Regions from separate parts of the Homo sapiens genome. Here region 1 is linked to region 2. A link is an interaction called in ENCODE POLR2A ChIA-PET data of the cell type or tissue named here. Cell type or tissue: PC-3. All regions are shown on one strand. Each heading gives the region's core, and the rest is flanking DNA. Links, peaks and the distances in the headings are about the cores only. Region 1 overlaps GLCCI1 (glucocorticoid induced 1). Region 2 overlaps GLCCI1-DT (GLCCI1 divergent transcript).

Region 1 (4,406 bases), core at 113-4,112, 53 kb after region 2:
GGGACTACAGGCCCCTGCCATCACGTCCAGCTAATTTTTGTATTTTTAGTAGAGGTGGAGTTTCACCAGTAGAGAGGCTGGTCTTGAACTCCTTGCCTCAAGTGATCCACTAGACTTGACCTCCCAGAGTGTTGGGATTACAGGCATGAGCCACCATGCCTGGCCAGTGTTATATGTCTTAATAGAAGTTTGGGTTATGTTGGCGAATTCATTTATCGGAACTTACCCAAGTGTACACTTGTGCATTTTGCTGTATAACTTTAACTTTAAAAATACAGAATATGAACAGAAAACAAATACTGAACTCAGATGTTTAGAGATGAAGTATACTGCTGTCTGCAACTTTGAAATGAATAAAAAATAAGATGAATTGATGGGTGGATACCTAGATAGATAGCTGGTGGAGTAAATAGAGCAAAATGTTATTTAGAGAAGCTCAGTATTGGCTTTATGGGCCTTCACTGAACAGTTTTTTTTTTAACTGTTCTGTTTGAAATTTTTATTAGTAAAATGTTAAAAAAAAATTCATGACCCACTGACTTAACTGCTTTGTGACCCAGTCTTAAGCTTTCTTTTCTGTAAATTGAAGTTAGTAATACCCGATTTGCACATTCACACGTTTATTCTGAGGATTATAAGATACAGCTTTACATTTTTAAGGCCTCTGAAGAAATGGATCACTGCTGGTTATTTAGAGTCATCTGTTTAGCCTTGTAGAAAGAAAAACTAAAATCCATTTGTGAAATTTAATATTTTATTACTGTAGCCTTGCAGATACAACCTTTTTAAAACAAAAAATGTATTACCAACTCTTAAAATTGAACTTGCAATTAAGGTTACTATAATAAAACAGTAATGTTTCCTCAGTCTTCACCCCATAGTCTGAGGTGTAGTCTCTGGACAAATTTTAAATTCTGTGTTTGAATGTGTTTTTAAATGCGAAAGTAATATATATTCTTTGTAAAGTGGTCAAGTAATAAAAATAATATATACAGCAATAATCAGAGGTATTTCCTACAACTTCCCAGGTATAGTAATGATTAGAGCTATTCATAAATATTGGCATTCTCTCTCCTGGGCACATGATAGGATTCTACTTCTCTGCCCACTTGAAGTTAAGTGTGGCCATGAGACTTGATTTGGGAAGATGCTTTAAAGAACTGGTGCATTCTCTCTGACAGGGAAGTAACTGTTCATTCCTACTCTGTCCATCTGGGTCACTGACAGTGACAAGCATAGCCTTCTTAATGACCCATACATGTAGTATGAGCAAGAAATTAACTTTTGCAGTTTTAAGTCATTTGGATTTGGAGATTGTGTAGTTACTATCCTATAATCTAGTCTTTACTAATATGCAAAGTATAACCCTTTTAAACAAATTTTTGTAGGCCTTTCAGAGCATAGTATGTTATTTTTATTAATTAAAAGCTTTTCAAAAGATTCAGTGTGGACGTAAAATCAGTATCAAAATAGAATGAAAAAAAAAAACCTGAGCACTGGAAGTGGTTTTTTTTTTTCTTAGAGTTTTGCCATTTGCTTAATTAACTTGTTTTCTTAATCTTATTTAAACATTTAAAAATTGTATCTTTAATGGTTTATTTTCCTGTTATACCTTTATTTGAGTTTTATAGGCCTTAAACTTTTTCTGATACAGTTAGATGCGATTTTCTTTGTATGAGTAGTCCATCCAAAACAGCCCCTGGAACAGGCTACCTCAGTCTCAAAATGTCACCTCTTTTGAAATGTCTATTAAACTAGAAGACATGATGGTGTTAATCTACAGAGCTAATTTTCATTAACAAGCTTTCTGCAAGTGAATGTATTCAGTCTTAACAAGAGAAACCACCACTGCCTTCTTGCTTCTTTCTTCTTTTTAAATGAGGATTTAAAATGCTTTTGATTAGATTTATATTCTAATAAAATGATGGATTTAATGCTTTTTATATATAACTTGTAAAAGAAAAAAGTCACTTGCCTAAACATCGAATTTCCACTTTAGGAATCTGCTCCCTGCCAAGGTCAGCATCCTGTCATAATATCTTATAAAATCTCTGTGCTTCTCAGTTCTTGCAGGGATGCTTAGTGATATATTTATAGACATTCTATAATTATCCCAGAATGTTTTTAATTCAGCTAAATTAAAAGAAGTAAATATTTCAGGTTATGTATTTTTGGGTTTTATCTGATTTTGTTTTAAAAATAATGCTTTTTGATGGTAAAATAATCCATCATATATTTGATGGCAAAATAATCCATAATATAGAAGGACATGAATAGTAGCCACTAACTCCCTAGGCCTACTACTTAAAAAAAGTATTATTAACAGGTTTTTGGGGGACACATATTTTGAGAAATTTTCTGTACCTATAGAAATATATTGTTTAGACATATACACACAGAGATGGAATCATACTTTATATCATATTACTGACTTGCTTTTTCCATTTGATGGATCATGGGCATCTCTCCTTATAACATATAAATCCCTACCTCATTTTTTTTTTCTATTTTTTAAGTTGTGGTAAAATATATATAACATGCTAGGGAGGCATGGTAGCCTGTGCTTGTAATCTCAGCTACTCAGGAGGCTGAGGCAAGAGAATCGCTTGAACCCGGGAGGTGGAGGTTGCAGTGAGCCGAGATCATGTGACTACATTCCAGCCTGGGCAACAGAGTGAGACTCTGTCTCCTCCCACACAAAAAAAAATAATGAAATTTACCATGAGTGAAAATGAATTAACCATTTTTTAAATGTACAGTTCCATAGCATTAAGTGCATTCACATTATTGTACAACCATTATCTCCATCCATGTCTAATACTTTTTTACTTTTTCCAGCTGAAACTCTGTGTTTATTAAATACTAGCTCTCCATCCTCCCCACCACACGCCAGCCTCTGGTAGCCATCATTCTATTTTCTGTCTCTGTGAATATACTCTAGGAACCTCATATAAGAAAATCATACAGTATTTTCCTTTTTTGTCTGGTTTATTTTACTTAGTATAATGATTTCAGGATTTGACATTGTAGCTGTGTGTCAAAATTTCCTTCCTTTTTAAAGCAGAATAATATTCCATTAGATATACATACCACATTTTCTTTATCCATTCGTCTATGGGTGGACATTTAGGTTGTTTCTGCTTTTTGACAGTTGCAAATAATGCTGCTAGCAACATTAGTGTGTGGGTATCTTTTCGAGTCTCGGCTTTCAGTTCTTTTGTATATATTTCCAGAAGTAGAACTGCTAGATCATAGGGTAATTCTGTGTTTAAATTTTTGATGAACTGATGTACTGTCTTCCACTATGGCTGTAGTATTTTATACTCACATTAGCAACGCACAGGGGTCCAGTTGTTTTTTCTTGTTGTTGTTGTTGTTGTTTTTTGTTTTTTTGTTTGTTTTTTGAGATGGAGTCTCGCTGTGTCGCCCAGGCAGGAATGCAGTGGCACTATCTTGGCTCACTGCAAGCTCTGCCTCCCGGGTTCACGCCATTCTCCTGCCTCAGCCTCCCCAGCAGCTGGCACTGCAGGCACACGCCACCACGCCCAGCTAATTTTTTGTATTTTTAGTAGAGACGGGGTTTCACTGTGTTAGCCAGGATGGTCTCAATCTCTCGACCTTGTGATCCGCTTGCCTCGGCCTTCCAAAGTGCTAGGATTACAGGCATGAGTCACCGTGCCCAGCCAGGGGTCCAGTTTTTCTACATCTTTGCCAATATTTTCTTTTTTCCTTTTTTAAAACATAATAGTCAACCTGGTATCTTACTTTGATTTTCGATTTGTATTTCCTAAATGATTAATGATGCTGAGCATCACTTCATCTGCTTTTTGGCCATCTGTATTTCTTTTTTGGAGAAATGTCTATTCAAGTCCTTTGTCTATTTTTGAATTGGGTTTTTTGTTGTTGAGTTTTAGGAGTTCTTTATATATACTGGATATAAATCTCTTATCAGATACATGGTTTGCAAATATTTTCTCCCATTCTGTGGGTTGCCTTTTTATTCTTTTTTTTTTTTTTTTTTTTTTTTTTTTTTGAGATGGAGTCTTGCTCTGTCACCCAGGCTGGAGTGCAGTGGTGTGATCTCGGCTCACTGCAAGCTCCACCTCCTGGGTTCATGCCATTCTCCTGCCTCAGCCTCCCGAGTAGCTGGGACTACAGGCGCCTGCCACCATGCCCGGCTAATTTTTTGTATTTTTTAGTAGAGACGGGGTTTCACCGTGTTAGCCAGGATGGTCTTGATCTCCTGACCTTGTGATCCACCCGCCTCAGCCTCCCAAAGTACTGGGATTACAGGCGTGAGCCACCACGCCTGGCCAGGTTGCCTTTTTATTCTTTTGATAGTGTACTAGTTTTTAATTTTGATAAAGTCCAGTTTATCTATTTTTCCATTTGTTGACTGTACTTTT
Region 2 (4,406 bases), core at 153-4,152:
TACATTCATAATTCTTTATTAAATTGTGGGACCCCAAATTAGGCAGGATTTATTATAATTGCTCTGGGTGGTGATAGAGATTGTGGTGTAAGTTGTAAGAGTACACCTTATTTATTGTTATGTTGATGCCACTATAGCAAGAACTTGCTGGATTCTTATTTTAATTTCTTTCTTTCTCTCTTAACTTCTCTTTTTCTTTCTTTCTTTTCTTTCTTTCTTTCTTTCTTTCTTTCTTTCTTTCTTTCTTTCTTTCTTTCTTTCTTTTCATTTTGTTTTTTTGCAGACATGGGATCTCACTCAGGCTGGAGTGCAGTGGCACTATCATAGCTCATTGCAGCCTCAAACTCCTGGACTCAAGTGATCATTCTGCCTCAGGCTCCCAAATAGCTGGGACTATAGCCATGCACCACCATGCTTGGCAGATTTTTAAATTATTTTTTTAGACACAGGATCTTAATATGTTGCCCAGGCTGGTCTCAAACTTCTTGTCTCAAGCGATCCCTCCTGCCTCAGCCTCCCAAGTTGTTGGGATTACAGGTGTGAGCCACAATGCTTGGCTTGAATTCTTAAAAAGAACTTATGATGTAAGTTCTATGATATAAGTAAATAACTCGGGTTGTACTTGTAGGCCATCATGACAAGGATGACTGCTTTTCTGTGCTGTACTTATTTCTTGGTTCTGATTCTTTATCTTACTTAGAAGCAGCTCCTTCATTGTTTCAAGTTGCTTTCATTAATTTGAGTCAGTTTTACTTCTATGGTGTTATCCATACACTCTTTCTTTTTTGTTACTTGTTTTGTTAATTTTGATTACATTTAGAGGCAAATGAATTTATGTGCACTTCCCTAGATCAAGGTGAAACCATGACACATCTATGTGGTAAAGTATAGCTATGACATAGAAATAAAGGGTACCTCTTTTTAAGCAGTTTTCTCCTAATGTAAGTCCAATAGTGCTGAAATTGTCTTCAGACTTACAAGTTTGAGTAGATTTTAGTATGTCATCTGTATGGATTATGAATTTGTAGGCTTTGGGTCTGAAAGCTGTAATTATCAATGTTTGAAAGACATCTGTGAAGGTGAGGATATGGAGACAATTAGCCAAAAGTTAGATATATAATTACCACACCCTGCCTTCCTATCAGGAACTCTGGATATTTAAAACAAATTAGGACCTTTAGACAGGCCCTTCTCTTATCAGGGTGCATCATCGGGTTGCCTTGAATGTAGGTAATCAATCTCTTAGCCAGTAAGTGTCCTCTCTTGCATATACTATTAGCTCACAGGTCTTTCAGAGACCAACGTGGAAAAGAACCATGCCTCTCAATTACATCCCTGGCTCTTGCTACAGAGGGAATTTTTATAGTGAAGAAAAAACACTGGGGAAAAAAGTCACCCAATTTTTATAGTGAAGGAATCAGAAGACCTGGCTTCTACTTCTAGTCTCTCATGTGCTATCTGTGACCCCAGCCAAGGTTGTGGGCCTCCATTTCCCCATCTGTCAAATGGAGACAGCATACATGTTCTAACGTCACAGAATTGTTGTGGTGATACAAAAAAGTCATAGATCTGAAAGCGCTTTTAAAAGTTCTGTGAAGTTTCTATAAAACCCAGGAAATTGGGAAAAAATCATGCAGAGTCACATCATTTCCTTGGAATTTGGAACATTTGTTTCTCTTCCCATCTGTGACTAAGTACTACACATATATGTTTTGATATTTATGAAACCATTGAGTACATAGTTACACTATGAATAGTTACGACTGGAAGGTATTGAGAAAAATGACAAAATTCCTTGTTATTGATAATTAACAAAGGAACTAATCCTTTCAAGGGTAAAGCTACTTAGACCTGGCTCACAGCACTTATGCTCTAACTGATTTTCTTTAAAGAAAACTCCTGAAGAGTTTTCTAAGAACAAGTGAAGCAAGATTGGACCCTGAGTACGGAAAGTGGGCAGCTAAAGCTTCTTTCCTCAATAACAAGTTTAAGTGCCTTATTTATTTTTGTATTATTAAGTGACACTTGTGAAAATACTTTGTTGAGTAATGATGCTGTGGCAAAACTAAAGTTTATTTAGGACACTGCTCCGCCCAAGGTGAGCAATTAAAGCAGGTATGTAAACCTGCTCCCCTGGGCTCCTCCACTCAACCACTTAAGTAAGTAGTGCTAGAAATGAAAAAGGGTGTGGGGCAAGATACATGGCATGGCTGGGGGTGAGAAGAAGTTGGAAGGGGAAGAGGAGGCCCCATGAAAGAATGAAAAAAAGTGTGAAGGTTGATAGGGAATCTATAACTAAAAATGGATTCTAACTGATGACTGATATCACTATATCAAGTTAATACAAATTGAGATGGCATAAGATTGATTAAAAAACAAACAACAAAAAAATTCTTTTTCCCGCATGGTATAATAATAACCACCTTATTTTAAATGTAGCCAGGAAGGGTTGTGTTTGTTCATGTGATCAGGTTTCCTCACTTCCCACACCTGGGGAAGTATCGGCTAATATTGATTTAGCACTAATTTATACCTGATGGTCAGGATCAACTAGAATGGAGAAAAACTGGTACAAATTAGAGGGGCTTTGTGTTCCCAGAAAGCAGTTTGGGCTGCGACTATTGTGTATCAATACAAATCACTTTTTCTAGGAGGAAATGGAAATAAATTTTTCAAGGACCCGTATCTATTCTCAGCTGCTGTACTGCTAGTGTGCTCAAGATTTTGTTTAAATATGTTAGGAATGGATAAGATCAAGTTGCATTCTTATATTTTACTATGTTAGTTTATTAATCTGGGAGCTAAGCAAACCAGAAGCAGAACAGGCTTTAAAATATCTGACTCATTATTATATTATACATAATAACTGTTAGCTAGTCAGGTCCATTTCCCTTTTCCTCAATGAAATTTGCTATAATAAAAAAAATCTATAACCTAGTCTTATATATTTAAACACCACTGTAGATTATTTGGAACCATAGAATTAGATACCAATCATGTAAAATGAGTAGACCTCTTAGATTTTTTAAAAAAAATTCTACAGGTAGAATTTTAAAAGGTGTTTTCTTTTGGTAATTTCCATGAATTGATGTCAGGTATCAATGTTTCTATGTATTTGGCTGAAAATGGAGATAATATTTTGGGCCTGAAATTATACTTGGTAAACTTTCATTTATTTCATATCTACTGTTGCGCAAATTTGCCTGATCATAAAGATCACCTGAGGAACTTGTTAAAAATTATACAGTCCTAACCCTCCCACCAGCAGACCAGCTGAATTAGACTCTCCAGGAAAGGGGACTGAAATCTGTGTTTTTAGCAAGGGACCCAGATATGCCTGATGATCTGACACATGTGGAAAATACAGTTTTGTTTCCTTTTCGTATTCCTCATGATGCCAGAGCTCTTCAACCCTATATTCACTTCTGACTATCTTGCTCTCCACTGATTGCACTGTTTTCTACTCCACCCTACCTGTATTAATTTGTTTTGTGCTGCTGTAACAGAATACCATGGGCTGGGTAATTTATAATGATACCACAGACTGGGTAATTTATAATGAACAGAAACTTACTGGCTCACAATTCTGGAGGCTGTGAAGTCCAGTATCAAGGTGCCAGCAGTCGGTGAGGTTCTTCTTGTAGCATCATCTCATGGCAGAAGGTGTCACATGCTGGAAGAGCAAAAAGAAAGAGAGAGAGAGAGAGAATGAATAAGGGGGGTGAACCCCCACCTGCAATAGTGAACCCACTCCCATGATAATGCCAATAATCCATTCATAAGGGCAGAGTCCTCATTACCTAATCACCACTTAAAGGTGCCACCTCTTAATACTATTACAATGACAATTAAATTTCAACATGAGGGGGTGGGGGCAGAAAGAAAGAAAAAAAAGTTCAACGTGAGTTTTGGAAAGGACAAACATTCAAACCATAGCGCCATCTAAGAAGTAAGGCACACTTCATCAGCCACTGTGGCCTTTTGTAGCAGTGAGTGTCTGCTATGGTGGTAGTGGAAAACAAGTCTTGGGCAGGGAGGTAAGGGATGGAATGAAGGGTTGGAAGTATGGTTCAGAAAAGTCTTTCAAGAGATTCTGATCTTCTCCTTGACAATTGGTTTGTAGATGACTTTGCTACCTTCTGAAGTGGCCACACTCAACCTCCCTTTGCTCGATCCAAAACTCTGTCTTACTTTTGACCTCTTATCCTCCTTCCTTCCTGTAGTAGAAGGGGAAACATTGTGCCTTTTTGTCAATGTTGTGCTCTTGATCAAATCCTTTAATGCTAATGGAAACTAAATCTATTAATCTTCCTCCCCATTCAAACGCTTCTTGATGTTTTTCTCCTTCGGCTTCTTTGGCTTATGGGTATATCGATAGGAATATTTTCTCTTTTCTTTTTTCTTTT

Evidence for each region. ChIA-PET counts read pairs that join two places held together with the same protein. Peaks named below come from ENCODE experiments on the same cell type or tissue, not always from the same donor. Only the 100,000 strongest peaks of a DNase experiment are listed, where the experiment ranks them.
Region 1: POLR2A ChIA-PET joins it to region 2 with 8 read pairs; 9 of 35 experiments call an interaction of 5 or more read pairs at or near these places.

What each region holds. Positions count from the first base shown.
Region 1 is chr7:8,008,430-8,012,835 of GRCh38, forward strand. The region is part of intron 2 of GLCCI1 (glucocorticoid induced 1); the gene reads left to right. Among named protein-coding and RNA genes, the nearest start is that of GLCCI1, 42 kb to the left of the region's middle. In PC-3, for the core only: no CTCF peak of the experiment used is centred there; no DNase peak of the experiment used is centred there.
Region 2 is chr7:7,954,946-7,959,351 of GRCh38, forward strand. It overlaps GLCCI1-DT (GLCCI1 divergent transcript), which reads right to left. Exons shown (of 5, transcript NR_110018.1): 2 at 3,575-3,673; 3 at 916-1,071. Among named protein-coding and RNA genes, the nearest start is that of GLCCI1-DT, 12 kb to the right of the region's middle. In PC-3, for the core only: no CTCF peak of the experiment used is centred there; a DNase peak (open chromatin) is centred at 2,096; H3K4me3 peaks cover 1,353 bases; H3K27ac peaks cover 2,512 bases.